Linked DNA regions of Homo sapiens: all the other regions are linked to region 2. The links are chromatin contacts, found by Hi-C or POLR2A ChIA-PET in ENCODE. All regions are on one chromosome and are shown on one strand. The core of a region is the stretch at or near the end of the contact, and the rest is flanking DNA. Distances in the headings are between cores, read along the strand shown. Region 1 overlaps LY86-AS1 (LY86 antisense RNA 1). Region 2 has its middle 61 kb from the start of LY86-AS1. Region 3 has its middle 33 kb from the start of RREB1. Region 4 overlaps LOC124901253 (a long non-coding RNA gene).

Region 1 (4,871 bases), core at 1-2,500, 290 kb after region 2:
TACCACATGACCTCCCTCCAACTGGAGCGAAAGTTTGTCAAGAAGCTCAAGGCTTCTGAAAAGCCCCGAGGACAAAATACGCTATACTGGGTCTGGGTGGCTGCCAGGCATCAGGACCTGAGACAGTTGATGGGAGGCAAGCATGAAGGGCCTGGTGAGGAAGACAGCAGTGGCAGGAACAGGAAGGCAGGGGTGGATTCAGCATCTAAGAGGTCAGAGGGTCAGCCCAAAGATACAGTGACAGGGTTGTGTGGCTTTCATCCTCACTGGAAAAGTTTGAGTTTGTTGCCTCTGTTGGTCCCATGGGTGTTGACAAATCCTCCAGGGCTTATCAACTGTCCCACTGCCCCCACCAGCTAGGTCGGAGTCTCTTCTGACCAACCAAAATGAGTCTGAGCTATAAACAGCTAAACTAGCTCTGATGGTGCCAAGGTGCTGATTTGAGTCTTGCCTATACCATCCCTAACACAGTACACATTTACAGTATGATAATTGCCTGTTGTCTTCACTCCTCAAGTTCTCCAAGTCCAGTAGCTGGCATGGCGTGGGCATTGCTGAAAGGAATACAGCCCATGCTGAATTTTACCCATGATTAAGACAGGACTAGAGAAGCCCAGCCTCATGTATTAATTCTTCTTAATTTCAAAAACATGTATTGGCAAATTCTGGGTGTCGAGGACATCAGGAGAGTTGCATCCAATATGGATCATGGATTAGATTGTCTATGCCAAGGGAAATGACTTGCAAACAACTGGCCTTTGGGGGCTGCAATTATTCTTAAGCAATTGAAAAATTTGGAAATATGTGCAGTCATTTGTGGAAACAAAACACACCAGGAGTAGATCATTGTCTTATGTGTAGCCCAACACAGATGCAGTATCACGGAGCTGAGTGACTGCTGACTCCTAAGAAAGAGACTCACCGATAATTGAGGGGTGCACTGGCAATGGCTTACAGTCTGATTCTTTTAACATATATATGATATATATATATATATATTTATTTATTATATATATTAATATATAATATATATATAATATAATATTTCCCCAAAACCTGAACAGAAAGGGGGAAAGCAATAAGTCTAAGCTGCTAGGACATTATTTGAAATCAGCAAAAAGGGAACTGAGACACTGAGTTGAAGAATGAAGCTGTGAGGGTGTAACTATAAAAACATATTTGGCCTTTTAGGTGGGAAATACCCTTTGAAGTCATTCTGCCAAGAGGGGCCACCCAGCTAACAGCGCATGGGGCCAGAGGGCCTTGATGGCTAAAATGAAACCTAGTCTCTTTCTGGAGCCTTATGGAATCTGCGTTCTAGAGAGAGTGATTTCATGTCCTTGTTTGGAAGAAAGGCAGATTGGCATGAGCAGCCAAGGAGAGTTTTCAGATGGAACTCACTCTGCAGAGAGAGGGTGCCAAGGACTCCCGACTCCAAGGAAAATGTTGATGCTCCTCTGGCTTCTTTATCAGAAGAAGGGACTCAGCAATAAATCCCAGACTTAGTTTCCTCTCTGTTTTGTGACGAGATGCTTGTTTTACACTCTCTGGAGCCTCAGTGTATCTCTTTCTCTCACCGACTGCATTTTCTCTGCAGTGAAGTAGAGCCACCCTCCCCGGAGCCCTCACTCTCCAAGTGTGGGAGGGGCCATGGAGACCTGGTGGCAGGGAGTGGCATCTGCCCTCTTGGGAGCTGCAAAAGCTGCCTCCCCCTCAAACTGGCTCCGGTGAGATATTTTATGATGATGCTGTGAAGGGATGATTTGCAAAGCTCTCAGAGGTGCTGAGGAGCTGAGAAAAGCTGGCAGAAGCTAAGAAGAGATCTGAGGGCTGCCTGAAAGGATTTGGAGGGCTGTTGGGTGGAAGGGGGAGGAGGGCAGGAATAGAGGATTCCTACATGGCTGGACAGGGAGAGGGCCTCAAGGTCACCTAGCGCAGCTGCCTCATTTGACCGATGAAATTACAAGGTGAGGGTGGGGCATTTGCCTGGGATTGAAGTATGGAAATGATAGAAAAACTAATTTCAACTTAATATTCTTTCAATTAGGCTGCTACCATACAATGGAACGGGCCCCCCATAGAACAAATAACTCCTCTTCATTGCCAAAATATGAATAGGAGTTCAGTAGCACCCACAGAGGGGTCTGCAACGACATTGTCCAATAGAAATAGCATATAAGCTGGGCATATAATTTTAAAATCTCTACAAGTCATATTTAAAAAGTAAAAAGAAACAAGTGAAGTTAACTTTAATAATGTATTTTATTTAATTCAATACACCCAAAATATGATTGTTTCAACATATAATCAATATTCAATATAAAATTACTAATAAAATATTCTACATCCTAGGACTGAAATCCAGTGCTGCTTTTATATTTAGAGTACATCTCAACTCAGACTAGCCAGATTTCAAGTGCTCAATAGCTGTAGTCCTATGCCAGAAGAGAAATAGGATTAGATTTCTGATGTTGTTTTATTCCCTGAAAATAGATTTATTTCTATTCATTCAACAAATAAGTATTAAGCATCTAGTCTATTTAGGCAGCACGCTAAACTCTTCAACAATGATGGCTAAGCTGGGGTTTAAGAGTGTCTTCATGATTGGAGGAAACACGCCCACATTGAATAGAACTACCTTGCATTCTTTCATTTCTTTGTTATTGATGAGAAGGTGATAATTATGAATTTACTTATTAAGTGGACATAAAAATTTATACATATGTAACAAACCTGCGTGTTGTTCACATGTACCCTAGAACTTAAAGTATAATAAAAAATATACATATATAAAAAAATGTATACTTGACCAAAATGAGCCTCTCCCTCACCTGTAATGGCTGGTATGCCAGGCTCATGCCTCGGTGATCAGCTTCTGTCAGTCTCATTTTGACCAATCACAAGCTACACTCTGCATGTCTTCTTCAGAACCTTGAGTGCCTGCTGATGTGCTGTCATTGAGAAATGGATGGCTGCAGAAATGTGTGTATTAGTACTGAAGCAGGGAAATTGGAGAGAAGGCTTTTCTGGTGAGTACCATGAGGAGTTTGAACTTAGCAATTCTGCAAATAACAGAGAATAAAATTTCCAGTTGGAAATAATTCAGCAGGGAATTGGGAAATGTGGGCCTAGCAAGAAGCATAGACTCAGGGGTCCCTTCTCCATAGAGAAGTGAGGGTTGAAATCGTGGGAGTGAATGAGGTATCAGAGAGAGGAGAGAGAGAGATGCTCAGATGGGCTAGTGCTCAGCCGTGGGGAACACACACCTTTATGGAGAGAAAGAACCTTCAATTCAACTCCACATGTAATCTGAGTGCTTATTATGTGCCAGGTGCACTGTTCGATATGGGAATTAAGGGTGCAAAAGACAGTCACACTTCCTGCCCTCATGGAACATATAGTCAAAACTTACTGAAAAATACAGGACATCTGAGGCATGGAAGAGAGTCTACTCATTTCCACCTTAATATTACAGTGCAGTGGTAGCCCAGCTCTGGGCTGGCCCCTCCAGGGTGGACAACAGTCTTTCCTATTCTGGGGAGGCACTAAATCAGAACACCCTCTGACAGCCCTCAGAGATGTGAGGACTGACACCATGCGCTACCCCTGCCCTTAATTAACTGCATCCACACACAGCATGACGTGGATTTCCATCTCCTTGTTATGGGCCATTTCCCTCTCAGAGCTCTCTATGCCAATGCCCATCTTAAAGTGCATACCCCAGAAGAGTTCAACAAGCTCTGGCTCTGGTCTGGCCAGCAAAGAAAGAAAGATGACTGCTTTGCATTGCTCACATAGCATGTGCCACTCATGCACTCCACCAGATGCTATATGGCCATTAAATCAATCATTATCTCTTGAATCAATGAGAAGAGTTAGACTCCCTTGTTTTACAACCCAGACTCCTCTTAACATGCCCCAACTTCATTGACATAATTTTCCTTATTAAACTTATTACATCTTGCATTGTTCTATTTTATTTTGTTGTGATAAGAACACTTAACAGGAAATCTACTCTCTTACATTTTAAAGTCTATAACATGTTATTTTGTTGGCTGTAAGTAAAATGCTGTACTGTAGTTTTCTAGAACTTACTCATCTTTCTTGACTAGAATTGTGTGCCCATTGACTAGTAACTCAATTTCTGCTTTCCCTTGGCCTCTGGCGACCACCATTTCACTCTTTGATTCTGTGACCATTTTTAAATATCTTATGTAAATGGGATCATGCAATATTTGTCATTCTGTGTCTGACTTTTTTAACTTAGCATAATATCCTCAAGGTTCATCCACGTTGTTACGTATTGCAGAATTTCCTTCTTTGTAAAAGCAATAGTATTCCACTGTATGTGTGTATCACATTTTCTTTTTCCATTCATCTCTTGGTGGACATTTAGGTTGTTTCCACATCTTGGCTATTGTGAATACTGCTGCAATGCTATTATCTCTTCAAGATCCTGAGTTCAACTTTTTTGGATAAATACCCAAAAGTGGGATTGCTGGATCATATGGTGGCTCTATTTTTAATTTTTTGAGGAACCTTCATACTGTTTTCTATATAGCAGCTGCACCATTTTGCATTCTCGCTAGCAATGTGCAAGGATTACAGTTTTTTCACATCCTCGCCAACACTTGTCTTTTGTCTCTTCAACAAATGGTGTTGGGAAAACAATACCCACATTCGAAAGAATGAAATTGGACCCTTATCTTATGTCATACACAAAAATGAACTCAAAATGGATCAATGACTTAAATGTATGACCCAAAACTGTAAAACTCCTAAGAAAAAAAAACAGGAGAAAAGCTCTATGACGTTGATCTTGGCAGTGACTTCATGGATATGACACCAAAAGCACAGGCAACAGAAACAAA
Region 2 (4,669 bases), core at 1,786-4,285:
CCTCAAAATTCATATTTGAAGCCCTAACCTCCTCATACCTCAGACTGGGACTGTATTTGGAGATGAGGCCTTTAAAAAGATAATTAAGGTAAAACGAAGGCATTAGAATGGGCTCTAATCCAATATGTCAGGAGTCCTTATAGGAAGAGGAGATGAGGACACAGACACCCACAGAGGGAAGACGGTGTGAGGACACAGGGAGAGGACACCATCTGCAAGCCCAGGAGGGAGGCCTCAGGAGAAACCAATCCCGCCCACACCTGGATGTGGGGCTTCCAGCCCCCAGCACTGCGAGGGAATAAAGCTCCGTTGTGTAAGCTGCCGCATCTGTGGTATTTTATTATGGCAGCCCCAGCTACTAATACAGTACCCCTACCGATACATACATATTTACCCACATGTAGCCACACACATGTGCACATATGTAATCTTTTTGCCTATAAAAAAGTAAGCAATGCCTAAAAGTACAGGTGGAGAGAAGGCTAAAAAGCACAGGCTCGAAGAGACTGCCAAGATACAACGATCCAACAAAGACACATCGTATCAACAGTAATGATTTCCTAAATGTGAAGGTAATTTGGATGGCTGGTTTATAGTTTTCATGCCCGGGAGTTTTCCAAGGCACAATGTATACCCTTTGCGGCAGCTTACTCTCCTGAAATGTGCCTTCATGAAATTAGATAAACAGGGAGAAGATATGAAGTACATCTGCCTAACACCACGTTAGAAGAATCCCCGGGCATTTGCATCTTATGCGATGATATGCTGGCAAACCTTGGCCAACTTCCAGTCTTGTCCTTATGACAGGGGACTGCTGTGTTGAGTTCCCGTCTCAGGCCTCACATCCACCTTGGCCCTGCCTTGGGAGCCTGTAGGTGTGGGCAGAAAAGAGGGACGCTGCCTTCCTGGCTGGGCCTTTCTTCACACACAGGCACGAGGACCCAAGCTCTAAAGGATGAAGTCCCCATGGTCTCCGAAGTTTTCATTATCATCCCCCTCCTAAAGCTCCACCTTGGAGGCAATGCACTGTAACAAAAGGACCAGCACAGTGCCCAGCACACAGAAAGCTATCAATCAATGTCAGCCTTAACCATTATGTTGGTTGACTTGCCATCCCTCTTCCTCAACTGCAAACTATGTGAGAGAAAGATTCATGTAACCTTGGTATTACACAACTCCATCGTGGTGGGTTCAGTTGCATTTGTCAAATGATTCAGAGTAGGACAACGGGAATTTTCTTTACAACATCACAGCATTGTAAAGTCTTTGCTTTGCACGAAAGTGTGGGACTGAAGAAATGATTGTGCAGGTTGAAACTGTGAAGCAATTTTAAGAAGCAACAAGGAAAATTATGATTGTTTCATAATCTTCAAAAAATTTTTAAAGTGTTAAGAACTGTTTTACTACTGGTCGTAAATGTATAAGAACATTTAAAGATAGCAAATTGAATACTTATTTAGCCTGTCATAATTTAAAAAATGAGAAACATTGAGAAATAGTGTTTTATTTCTTTGTAAAAGACTTATGGAGAGTAAATTGAAAAGGGCTTTGCCACCTTCTCATTGTGAAACTTACAGTATGGACCAGGCATCTTTTCTATGCCTTGGCAAATTGTCACATTCCTTTCTATATTTGGATAGGCTTCCTACATTTTGTCCTGCACACTTTCAGTGCTGTGAAATATCTCCAAGAGTTTCTTTAATATGAAGTTTTTGCCAGCATCTTTATCCTGAGTCCCTCAAAAGACACATCCAGAATCTCTCAAAAGACAACAGCATCAACTTTCCCACCATCAGCTCTTTCTTCTCTAAACTCGTTTACGTCTGAGTCAACTTTCACCTCCTGCATTCTCACTTTTTGTTTCTTTGCTATACTTTCCTCTTCATTGGCTACCTACCTCTCTTGAGTATTCATTTCTGTGAAATGTCACGTGGGTTTGTCACTGGGAGCCAAGAGAGCAGCACGACCACACGCTTTGCTGTCTGTGTGGGAACTGATAACACGGAAGGACTGAAGGACGTGATGCGGTTAATCACTGATCATGATGCACATCTGTTATTACGTGGTGGTCTGTGGACTGCAGAGCAAGCAGCAGAGGTTGTCCCCCATGCAATCACTCACAGTTAATGGTGACTGAAATTGGAACCATGTTGTTAGGGGGCTGGTGTTATTTAACCTCAGTTGCCACAGGGCAATGAAAATTCGTGCGTTTGGGAACTATGCAAGGTGAGGACTGCCTGAATGTTCCATAATGTGATGAGTGCCTCACAAACAGGGTGTATATTATCACTGAGTTTTTTCATTATTCTTGACCTTCAATATATAGACATTCTTGTTGATGGTATCAGGTTGTTTCTGCGTGAATGAGCTTTACTCCTCTGAGAAATGGCATTCCTGACCCTCCTCTTTGAATCAATTGCACAAAAGTATCTGAAGGAAATTTGCTTACCTGCTGCTTTCTATGGAAGCTTTCCTGCAGCATGACCTAGTGTCTGTTTCTGGTTGATGATTAACCATGGGGAACAAGCGTTTGAGATAAAGAAGTTGCAGAACTTTTTAGAGAATGTAATATGTTAATGTGCACTGGGACTCTCCCTGAGCTATATCAAGTTTCCTGGATTCTGAAATGCTATAATTTTAAAAGTGTCATAAGGTTAAAACAGCTTTCTAAGAAGTGCCTTTGTTGGAAGAATACCCAGGAATGGTGCGCTGGACAGCTTTTGTACAAGTCTTGCATTTTCTCAGAACTATCTCTCATCTTGGCCATGGCATCAGTCACATCCTGAGTGGCTCACCTTGACTTGGGTTGCCTCCTACTGCAGTTCTCCTAAACTCTGGTGGGGGACACGGGCACAACCCACCCAATACTCGTATGTGCTTTACCTGGAAATAAGGAGCAGAGGAGCTAGGGGAAGGAGCCGATGGCTAAATGTTCCTGCCTTTTTTCCCTCAGGCAGACAGTTCTAAGGTGCACGCTGTAGGTTGCTGGGACAACCCTGGCAAGATCTTCCCCCAGACATCCACCTTGGCGGCCGACTTATTAACTCATTGGTCTATTGACTTTTGCTCCTTGCCTCGCCCCTGATCCCTGTGCCCTCTTTCTAATAAGCTACCTGCTGGTGAGGCTCTGCCTTGGGGGAAACCCAGGCTGAGGCAGGTGGGATGTTATAACCAGGGAGGCCTGAGTCCTGGGTCTTTGCCTGGGGTCCCCAAATAGGAGAGGGATTGGAGGAGGTATTGTGGGGGAGAGTGTTGCAAAAGCCCAGAGGAAAGGAGTGCTGTTACCACAACAGAGGAGACATGAACCTGCACAGACCAAAAACAGGAGAGAGAGAGGGAAAGAGAAAGAGAAGGGGGAGAAAGAAAGGGAGAGACAGAGGAAGGGAGAGATGGGGAAAGAGGAGAGGAGAAAGGGAGGGAGAGAAAGAAAGGAGATGGAGAGAGAAAAGGGTGGGGAGAGAGATAAAGAGAGAGGTAAAGAGAGAGAGAGAATCATCTACTACATGATTTCTTTTTTTTTTTTTTCTGAGATGGAGTTTCGCTCTTGTTGCCCAGGCTGGAGTGCAGTGGCGTGATCTCGGCTCACTGCAACCTCCATCTCCCGGGTTCAAGCGATTCTCCTACCTCAGCTTCCTGAGTAGCTGGGATTACAGGTGCCTGCCACCACGCCCAGCTAATTTTTGTATTTTTGGTAGAGACGGGGTTTCACCGTGTTGACCAGGCTGGTCTCGAACTCCTGACCTCAGGTGATCCGCCCGCCTCGGCCTCCCAAAGTGCTGGGATTACAGGTGTGAGCCACCGCGCCTGGCCATGATTTTTTTTTTAACCTATAAAAGCCTTGAGTAGTGATGGACGCGATTCCTAGTAATGTGGTTTACTAAAGGGTCAGGCTGTCAGTTCACCACAAATACGCCACAGTAGTGTTTGGTATTCTCTCAATGTTCCACCCACCAGAGCATACAAAACAGCCACATTCCCCAAACACTTAATTCTCAAAACATACTTGTAGAGGAGGGAAGCCTATTACTCCCATTAGAAAGATGGAAAACCAAGGTGAAATGATTAACTGAGCTACCAGGGCCTCAGAAGAAAGTCGCTGCTGAGTTTGGGATTGTGTTTTCAACTTCCTGCCCACTGTGGGTGAGCTCCACCTTTTACTGGAACCAACTCCAAGGAGGAAGTTTTGCTGGGTTTCCTGGAAGGCAGAGGTTTGCATCTGCATGCCCTGCGTGGAGGCATTGTATTTGGGGGCAGGCAGGAGAATACTGTAGCTGGTGTGCCCACAGAAAGGGAGGGAGAGAAGCCACTGGGAGTGAGCTGGGCTTGGGATCGGGCTGTGTCCTCACCAACTGTCTGCCCAGGCATGAACTTGCCACTGCTGTGGAAGAGTCTGACTGCATCCAAGAATGCCAAAGGTTGTGGCTGAACTCACTTCTCAACAGACTTGGATCATGTTCATATACTATTCTTTAAAAGATCACCATTTGTAGTAGAATGTCAAAAACCCAAAGATGTTGCTCCCGATGTTGAGCTGTAACTATTTTCTGTGTTGGTGGAAAAATATGAGAGAATTAGTTGCCATTCATGAATCTCAGTGATACACAGACAAAAGCATGCTTCAATTTTGTTTCTTTGTTTTTGAGTGGTTCTGATTTATTTTCAGCTTTTG
Region 3 (4,637 bases), core at 1,897-4,396, 390 kb before region 2:
GATCAAAATGCAATAATTATGGTAACAACAACATGTACCTCATCTCTTCTTATCTTTTTGTTAGATTTTCTTCTTTCTCATTAAAAACACGTATAAGCAAATGTAATATCAACAAGTAGGTTTTCTACTTTGCTGAATATTAAAGTTTCCAGCTGACCTGATACTATTTTAGGAGATCCTCTGCCATCACCTGCCGCTATTTATTTAGAAATGTAAAGTCACTTTATCATTAACCTCAATAATTCATAATTAGGAAGGTAAACCTGCCTCTGAAAACAAAGCCCCACCACAGGAATCATTTTGAAGTTGAATTTCTTACAGCTTATTCATGACAAGATTCAGACTCATTAGGGCAGTCCTCGCGTAAAATCAGATTAAAGGGGTAAAAGGAAGATATTGAACTGAGCGTCAGGAACTGGATTCCAGTCTTGCCACTAATTAGTTGTTACCTTGAATAAGTAACTTAATATGTAGGTTTTTCCTTCCTTTTTCAGTAAAATGGAGACATCAAATTTCTAAGGTTTCTTCCATTTTACCCTTCTGAAGTGGCTCAAAAACAATTATATTGAGACCAGATGCGGTGGCTCACGCCTGTAATCCTAGCACTTTGGGAGGCTGAGGCGAGTGGATCACGAGGTCAGGAGATTGAGACCATCCTGGCTATAACGATGAAACCCCGTCTCTACTGAAAATACAAAAAATTAGCTGGGTGTGGCAGCGGGCACCTGTAGTCCCAGCTGCTGGGGAGGCTGAGGCAGGAGAATGGCGTGAACCTGGGAGGTGGAGCTTGCAGTGAGCCGAAAACGCGCCACTGCACTCCAGCCTGGGCAACAGAGTGAGACTCCATCTCAAAAAAAAAATTATATTGAATACCCATCTGCATAGGGAACAATACAAAACATTGAACATCCTCTAGTGAAAATGAAGAAGCCTGAGTAGGGACAGAAGGCCCCTCACCTCTGCACAGCAGTAAGTGTGGATGGACAAAGCCATGATGCTCCTTCAAAAACAGTTCTTGGCTTCCTCCAGCCTACAGACATCTGCCAATCTGGTTATAGGCCATGGACATGGCCTTGATACTAATATTTCTGAAGGATTCCCTAGGGGCCAGGTGAGGACACCAGAACCAGAGGACAAAATAGAGAGGCCAAGCCAACGATGACTGACATCATAAGCCATGATCTCTTTAAAGCCCAGAGTGATCCTAGTGATGGGGCCATCTGGGTCACTATCAGAGGGATGGCAGTTCTCTTCTAGAAAACAAAATCCTATTTGACGAAAGCAGAAAATCCAGCGGATGAAAGCCAGGGTCCAGAGAGAGATACGCATTGCCTTCATATCACAACCATGAGGCCGAAGCCATATGACCACAGGCAAGTCTCTTCACATCTCTAAGCCTCAGTTTCCTGTTCAATAGATTATTCATAGAATTTAACCCAGTGGGGTTCTTGTGAGAAATTAATGAAAAAAATACACCTAAAACATTTAGCACACAGCCAAGATAACAGATAACAAGATAACAGCTCTCTGGACAGTAATTCTGTCAGCACCGCTCCCCCCAGCCCTAATCCAAGTCCTCTCATTTATGCACAGGCATCTGCTAAGAAGTTTCTAGTTTGTCTGTATAACTTCCTGTACATCCCTCCCTTTTGTGGAATACCTGTCCCAAGCCACGGGGACTCTAAATGCTCAGTAAGAACTTGCTAAAAGAATGAATAATTTATAAGGGACCTAATATAGCACCAAGGCATGATTATGATCCAAGCAGACTCTTTGGGCCCATTTGTGCCAGAGACTCCGTTATTTTGTAATTAACAAATATCGTGAATTTGCTTTGAAGATTGTCAAAGAACATGACAATTCTGCCTCAGGTGTTTGACTCAGGGCAAAGCATTTAAACTCTATGTGCCTCAGTTTCCTTTTCTATAAAGTGGGACTAACAATAGTAGCCTACACATAGGTTTAAATGTGAAGTGCCTGCCTGACACATGGCACTTAATAAGTGTTAGCTATCTTATTTCATTTATTTTATTTATTTATTTATTTATTTATTTATTTATTTTATTCATATAGACATGCGGTTTCACTATGTTGCCCAGGCAGGTCTCAAACTCCTGGGCTCAAGCAAACCTCCTGCCTCAGCCTCCCAAGCAGCTGGGACTAAAGGTGTGCGCCACAGCATCTGGCATTAGATATCTTATTTTAAACCTGGTAAAAAATGTTCCATTAGGCCAGGCGCAGTGGCTTATGCCTGTAATCCCAGCACTTTGGGAGGCTGAGGCAGGTGGATGACCTGAGGTCAGGAGTTCGAGGCCAGGCTGGCCAACATGGTGAAACCCTGTGTCCACTAAAAATATAAAAATTAAGCCTGGCACGGTGGCTCTCACCTGTAATCCTGGCACTTTGGAGGCTGAGGTGGGCAGATCACGAGGTCAAGAGATCGAGACCATCCTGGCCAACATGGTGAAACCTCGTCTCTACTAAAAATACAAATATTAGCTGGGCATGGTGGTGTGCGCCTGTAGTCCCAGCTACTCGGGAGGCTGAAGCAGGAGAATCGCTTGAGCCCAGGAGGCGGATGTTGCAGTGAGCCAAGATCACACCACTGCACTCCAGCCTGGGCAACAGAGTGAGACTTGGTCTCAAAAAAAAAAAAAAATTTAGTGATAATGTAGTGATGGATAAAAATCTGAGCCCATAATACCTTCATCATTGTTAGTAAGTCCTGTTTGACTGTCAGCACCACCAGGGAGTCAGGAGACTCAACTCTCTACCTCCTCCTCTTCCCACTGTCTTATTCCCTTAGTCTAGATCAGGCCCTGGAATCTGCATTTTAAATATCTTCCTTGAGTGAGTTGGACACAGGTCGTCACCAAACTGACACACATATGAACAAAAAAAAAAAAAAAAAAAGAAAAGAAAAGAAAAAATACAGACAAATATAGCCCTGGAACTTAATGAGGGAACTGGGCCAAATCTTGGGTGATTCCCCTCTCCCTCGAAGAGAGGGATTTATGGTTTAGGTAAAAACCATTAAGAACACATTGGTTTTTTTCATTGGTTTCACTTTGAGTTTCTGCCTCCTGCAACCCAAAACACAATCATACAGAGCTTCGCAGCGTGGGTCTGGGCCCTGCGTGAGCAGGGCCACGTGACCGAGACTGCCTGTGCTGAAGAGCTGAAAGCAGAGGAACACACAGGCAAGGGGAACCTACAGATATTTCCCCCTTTACTTTCTTTTCTTTTTTTAAAAAAACTATAATCCCATAGAGACATATGTGACAAGTCTGACAAATGGACAAAGGAATGACGCTTGTTCTCATTTAGAAAAAGCTTGCTGATGCTGGATGTGTGTCAATGCACAAAGCTGTGGCTCGAATAGCCAAGGACATAGCATGTTTTTTTGTTTTTGGTTTTTTTGTTGTTTTTTTAATAGATGAGAGCTTCCTATGTTGCTCAGTCTAGTCTCAAACACCTGACCTCGCCTTCTTATGTGCCAGGACAACAGGCCTGAGTCACCGTGCCTCCTGACATAGCATCTTTCGTACAGGATTTAGGGAAGCATGAGAGCACTGGAAATAAAACCTAAATGGTGGGTGAGCTATAGGTAAACACTGAAATATCATGATCTTATTAAAAAGAAAATAGTGAACCCAAAGAACCTGATATACAAGAGAAAATGAACCAGGCTGCCAAAATCCTCTGTTTCAACAACAGAAGTCAATGGGATACAGTGGTTTAAAATCATGTAAAGTGAGTAAAATGTTCAACCCTGTGAGAACAGAGCAGTAATCGTGATGGGCCATCAGCCAGATAAAAGTGTCCATATTTCTGGTCCCAGGCAGTATCTCTCTCTCTCTCTTTTTGTTTTGTTTTGTTTTGTTTTTTTTTGAGACGGAGTTTGGCTCTTGTCGCCCAGGCTGGATTGCAATGGCACAATCTCGGCTCACTTTAACCTCCACCTCCTGCCTTCAAGCAATTCTCGTGCCTCAGCCTCCTTAGTAGCTGGGATTACAGGTGTCCACCACCACGCCCGGCTCGTTTTTGTATTTTTAGTAGAGATGGGGGTTTCACCACATTGGCCAGGCTGGTCTCGAACTCCTGACCTCAAGTGTTCTGCCCACCTCGGCCTCCCAAAGTCCTGGGATTACAAGCATGAGCCACTGTGCCCAGCCTCCAAGCAGTACCTCATGCAACACAAGTATTTAAGTATTTATCAAAGATGGTCATAATCAGCTCTTAAAACATACTAACTAAACACAACACTGTACACAGAAACACTTAAAAATACCACTTATAAGAGCATCAAAAGTTTTAAGGTATTTTAATATATTTTAAAAGTTATATATATTCCTATATATTATATGATATGTAGGAATATTTACTATACACTAATACATATGTAATATAATATATTCTACGTATGTAGGGAGATGTAGGAATACACACAGTTGCAGCATTTCAGTCAACAATGGACTGCATATATGACAGGGGTCCCATGAGGGATAGTATATACACATTCCTTATAACACCATATTTTCACTGTACCTTTTCTATGTTTACATATGTTTAGAGACACAAATAATTTCTGTTGTGTTACAGTTGCCTACAGTATTCTGTACAATAACATGCTGTAC
Region 4 (4,886 bases), core at 188-2,687, 350 kb after region 2:
GTAAAAAACATATTGAAACACAGCTCCTCCCAACACATTCAGCCATCACACACTTAGACACTTCAAAGAATAGAGATTTTTATGGCGTGTGAAGAGTGAGTTAAGTACTAGCAAATTCTCAGATTAACAATAGTGCCGAAGAAGCTGCCTACTAGATGGTAGTTTTTTTTTTTTTTTTTTAAAAAAAAAAGGAAGCTAATGACCATGGAGAGGGCTGGTTCCTAACCAGGAGCTGCATCAAAAGCCAGACACTCAGATGCATGAAGAAGTCTCAGGTACCTGGGAGGGAAGGGAGTGTAACGCAGTCAGGAAATGGAGTAGTGCCAAGTATCAAGGCAAAACTGCCTGCAACAAAGTATTTTTCTTTCTCCCCAAGTGTGGCTGTGTATGCAAAACCTGGGCTCTGTTAACAGTTGGAGCCAATTGGAGAAGTGAAGCATGTAAAATTATGTTGAGGGGGAGTCTTGCATGCGGTTTGTGCAGGGTGTGCAGCTATAATCACTACTGAAAGAAAATTAGCTGCCCTAGTCAGATCCTGGATACCTCTAATAGCTTCGGTTTAAGGAAGTAAGGCCAGATGACTGGGTTTTTTTTTTTTTCTTATTATTTTTCAGAAAACACACGAAGTTGGCAAGAGAAAGGACATCTGAAATTCATGAAAATGATCGCGGCACTGGCCTTGCATGTAGACCCCTGGCAACCAGCAACTCTGCAAACACTGTCACTTTCCCATCACTGTGTTTTCTAAGTTGTCTGTGGGGCTCTTCAGTAATGGGGGCTGCAAAGAGTTTGAGGACAGACAGTGAGTCACTTGCTGGCTTTGCTACAGCATCCAGAGACGATCTGAAACAAAGTCCAGGCTGCTGCTGCTAAGTGAGAAGAAAGATAGCCTTTGGGGTCAGCAGGCCCCTTATCATAAACTACTAAATAAGCATGTTTCATACAAACAACAGCCTTCATTTTAAACAGGCCTTACCTCCACTGCACAGACTCCATATGCTTCTTAAGAATCAAACTTAAACTGGAAGATAAAGTCTGAGGTTTGGGATTGGCAGTGTTGTGTATGCTGTCTCGCTGATGTGAAATACTGATAATAAATCCAAAGAAAAGCAAGTATATTTAGTCCAAGAATACCTTCATTTCCTTTCTAAAAACAAAACATGATTAAAATCCCACACAAAGAGGTGAGCCTGCCTGTAGACCGGAAGGCTGGTAAATACATTAACGACACCTTAAAATCTGAGTCTTACCATGCCTTGGCAATTAGACCAGACAGTATAGAATGAAGAACTAAAAGCCGCTTATGGGCCCCTGGGCCACAGATTTCATAAAAAATTAATGCTGAGTGAAATAGAAACCATCTGAACTACAGCTGGCAAACATGTGCAGGGCTTTGATCGCCAAGGCCCAGCAACAAAGAGCATTTTCGGTTATTGTTTGTTCGACTGGGACTTTCTTCTGTCATATTTCCTGCCTATGCTGAAAGGCATTTTGAGACTAGAGAAGAAGTGGTGGGAAGTGAGGGTTGAAATAAAGATGGTAGTTGGCTGTTGTATTTAGAATAAATGGGCAGTTCTAACCTGCTATGGTTAACAACCCTGGTCCAGAGAACATGAGTAAGGGTCCACAGGCAGAGCCACTGCGAGGCACTCGTGAGATAGAAGAACCAAGGGGCAAGGTGTCCAAGACGGATGTTCAATGTTGCTCTTCCCTTCACCGAGAAGCTTAGGGGCTGACCGTAAGTCTTTTGCGGGAAAGGACCTCTCTCTTGCTCCCTGCAAATCCCTTGCAGCACATAACAGAGTCCCTGACCCGTATGAGGGTCCCATAAAAACTATTCTGTTGACAGACCAGAGTGGTAGAGTCACCCCACCTACAGGGGTGGTCTCCAATAGGTACCAGCTAGCTGCCACATTCTAATGTCCCCATCCCCTGCACCAGAAGACCTGTGCCTACACTGCTCAGAGGGTGAGGAGAAATCCAATCATATCTTCCAGGAGCACCATGGGCCCAGCTCTAAGAGAGATCTTGGAATGTGTAGATTTGAAGGGAAATTTTGAGTAAGAGAAAGATAGGAGTTTGGAGAAGGTGTACTTTAGCCAAGACAATGGACTTGGTTTTAAAAATGTCTGTTTGAGTCTGAAATCCGTAATGTGCCAGGTGTGTGATTATGAGCAAGCCCCTTTGCCTCTCCAAGCCTCAGTTCCCTTGTATGAATAAAGCATTTTAGGGAGCACAAATCATTCTTTACACTTGCAGTTATTTAGTGCTCCCTTTTATGTGGCTCTCAGCCTCAGAAGCCAAAGTTTAAGTGAGTGGCTGACTGTTTAAGATAAAGGTGAAATAAAAACCAGTGGTGCATATACAATTCACTAAAAACTTTTACTTTCTTTTTTTGTCAGCAACCCTATTGCTTTCACTGACATAAGAGATTCCACTGACTTTAATTCATTAATTAACTTGTATTTTTGTACATATATTATATGCCAGATTAGGTCCACAAGGAACATATTTGTTATAGGAGGAAAACACAGAATATTTTGAAGTCTATTAAATCGTGGAAACAGACTTGTTGACGAAATTCCAAAACACTAGCTTTTAATATAGTTTCCCCTTCTTGACTGCAGGCCTTAAAGATAGATACAATTTCCTACTCATCACAAAGTCTGTCAATAATAGATAGATAAATATTACCATATTAATTATATTGCTATATATTACAGCATACTCAATATTAGTGTTGTATTATTATTATAAACAGCAGGTTAGATAAATATTTATTTGATGAATGTGTCTCAGTTATCTATTGCGATGTAACACACTATCCCAAATATTAGTGGATTAAAATAACAGCCACTTTGTTTCATTGCTCACAATTTTATGATTTTGGCAGGGCTCAGCAGGGCAGTTTCTCTCTGCTCCATGCACCATCAGCTGCAGCTCCTTGACTGGGGCCAGAGGATCCACTTGCCAGGTGGCACACTCGCGTCCTCACTCGTGCTGCAGGTTGGCAGAGATGGCTGATGCCTGGGCTCCGGTAGGATTATGAGGCAGCTGGACTCCTCTCCCTCCCTGCACATTCTCATGTCCCCACCGCTCCATGTGGCCTCTCTGTATGGTTTCTCCATGTTAGCTGGACTCCAGGAGTGTAGCTAGACTTCTTAATGTTGGTTAAGGGTTCTAAAAGCATGAAAAGGCAGCTGTTAGGACATCATATAGCTTAGGTGGAGAACTGGCATAGGGCCACTTCCACTGCACCCTGTTGGTTGAAGCCAGATTCACTGTGGAAGGGGACTACACATGGCTGGGAATACCGGGAGGCATGGATGGTTGATCCATCCTTGGAAACTAGCTAATCCCAAATGAATAAATGAACACAATCATTAAAGAACCCTTCAGGTTTGAGGGTGAATGTTTAAGAAAGTACTACATAAAGCCATACCTAGCTATAATATGTGTGTGTGTATATATATATAGCATATATATGTATATAGCAGATATACACACACACACATATATGTGTATATATATGTATTTGTGTATATATATATGTGTGTGTGTGTATACACATATATATATATATATGTAATGGTATCCCAGGAGGTTGCATACAAGGTGAAAATATAGTAGAGACATAGGCCATGTCCAATTCCATAAAACACAATATCACATCATATCACACAGTTAAGCTTATAAAACATTATTGATTCTGTTTCCCAGAACAGAAAGTTTTCATAGGCTTTGTGATCATGAAATCAGATGGAACAATCAGAAGGAGTTTGAATAATCAGGGACAATGGACTTTATTAAGTCATGGCTGTTGGAAGACTTCTTTTTGGCTTTTCGAAGAATTCTAGATCATTATCACTCATAGAAGCCAGCAGGAGAATCTTGGACCACTAAAAGCCCCTTATAAAATTTCTTATATTTTTGGGCATCTGTGCTGTCTTTTTCAGAACATAGGCATAAGGAACTCTTCTGGGTAAGTTACACTGTCTATATTTATTAATACACACATGCACACACACACGTATATATAAACAACTTTTGTTTAAGTTAAAACTGCATTGTGGGAAATATTTTTAGTGAATCATGATATATGTCCATATGATAGAGTTAGTGTTTCTGATGCTATTTTAACCACTTATAGTTACCATTGTGAGAGGAGAAATGCATTAACAAGAAACACTTTCACAGGAAGGGCTCTGGCACAGTTATCTGAAACTTCACTGCAGAAATTGCTGAGGGAGCATCAAAGAAAGGAGAACTTGCCCCTTTATTTGGCTGTTTTAGCACCCACACATGCGATTATGCAATGGCCTTTGGCTTTCCTTAGAAATTCATAGATCATTATCCAGAAGTTCTGCTGTTAGGAAGACTCCAGCTGACATCATGTCCCTTCCATTTCTGGCCTTGTGTTAGTGCTTCACCTCATCAGCAAGAAGGTGCAGTTGTGCGACTACAACAGAGGGCAGCGGCACTCTTGGGCAAGAGTGCCCAAGACAGGGGCACCCTGCTGACCCATAGCCACAGACCTCATTAGAAGAGTTTGGTGAGATGCCCGTGGGTCTGCCCAGGAAGCCTACCTGGATGTGGGCTTCCAGAAAGAACTGGCAACATGTGGAAGCTGGTCCCTTCACTGGCAACCATGTGGAAGCTGGTGCCTTCACTTGGTATATATCAAATAAAATCAGTCTCTGACCCACTCCCCAGACATCTTTCTTATATAGCTTAAAAATGGAAGGCATTGGCTGGGCGCGGTGGCTCACGCCTATAATCCCAGCACTTTCGGAGGCTGAGGCGAGCGGATCACGAGGAGATTGAGACCATCCTGGCTAACACGGTGAAACCCCGTCTCTACTAAAAATACAAAAATTAGCCGGGCG

What was found. A loop is a pair of places that touch in the nucleus more often than their neighbours do. ChIA-PET counts read pairs that join two places held with the same protein, here RNA polymerase II (POLR2A). Pooled maps may share reads with other maps.
Region 1: a pooled map shows a loop between it and region 2 (10-fold over the local background). The contact joins two enhancer-like sites. A Hi-C loop is called at or near these places in 3 of 37 single-sample maps with no recorded cell type and 4 of 50 pooled maps.
Region 3: a pooled map shows a loop between it and region 2 (5-fold over the local background). The contact joins two enhancer-like sites. A Hi-C loop is called at or near these places in 3 of 168 maps with a recorded cell type or tissue (CD14-positive monocyte, CD8-positive, alpha-beta T cell and GM12878), 23 of 37 single-sample maps with no recorded cell type and 15 of 50 pooled maps. POLR2A ChIA-PET finds 5 or more read pairs at or near these places in 4 of 52 experiments (Caco-2, GM12878, T-cell and 1 more).
Region 4: a loop to region 2 is called in a map with no recorded cell type, with 11 times the contacts of the local background. The contact joins two enhancer-like sites. A Hi-C loop is called at or near these places in 4 of 37 single-sample maps with no recorded cell type and 3 of 50 pooled maps.

The regions. Positions count from the first base shown.
Region 1 is chr6:6,387,775-6,392,645 of GRCh38, reverse strand. The region is part of intron 4 of LY86-AS1 (LY86 antisense RNA 1); the gene reads left to right. Among named protein-coding and RNA genes, the nearest start is that of F13A1, 70 kb to the right of the region's middle. RefSeq lists enhancers at 1-44, 175-344, 1,293-1,342. Within about 2 kb of position 1,250, at least 6 of the 41 ENCODE cell types and tissues checked have a DNase peak (open chromatin) inside an H3K27ac peak, as active enhancers do.
Region 2 is chr6:6,681,942-6,686,610 of GRCh38, reverse strand. No RefSeq gene overlaps it. Among named protein-coding and RNA genes, the nearest start is that of LY86-AS1, 61 kb to the right of the region's middle. Within about 2 kb of position 3,035, at least 6 of the 41 ENCODE cell types and tissues checked have a DNase peak (open chromatin) inside an H3K27ac peak, as active enhancers do; they include CD14-positive monocyte, where a contact is called at or near this core.
Region 3 is chr6:7,072,445-7,077,081 of GRCh38, reverse strand. No RefSeq gene overlaps it. Among named protein-coding and RNA genes, the nearest start is that of RREB1, 33 kb to the left of the region's middle. RefSeq lists an enhancer at 3,183-3,422. Within about 2 kb of position 3,146, at least 5 of the 41 ENCODE cell types and tissues checked have a DNase peak (open chromatin) inside an H3K27ac peak, as active enhancers do; they include CD14-positive monocyte, where a contact is called at or near this core.
Region 4 is chr6:6,328,047-6,332,932 of GRCh38, reverse strand. It overlaps LOC124901253 (a long non-coding RNA gene), which reads right to left. Exons shown (of 2, transcript XR_007059428.1): 2 at 2,766-3,180. Among named protein-coding and RNA genes, the nearest start is that of F13A1, 9.8 kb to the right of the region's middle. RefSeq lists an enhancer at 1,072-1,121. Within about 2 kb of position 1,437, at least 3 of the 41 ENCODE cell types and tissues checked have a DNase peak (open chromatin) inside an H3K27ac peak, as active enhancers do.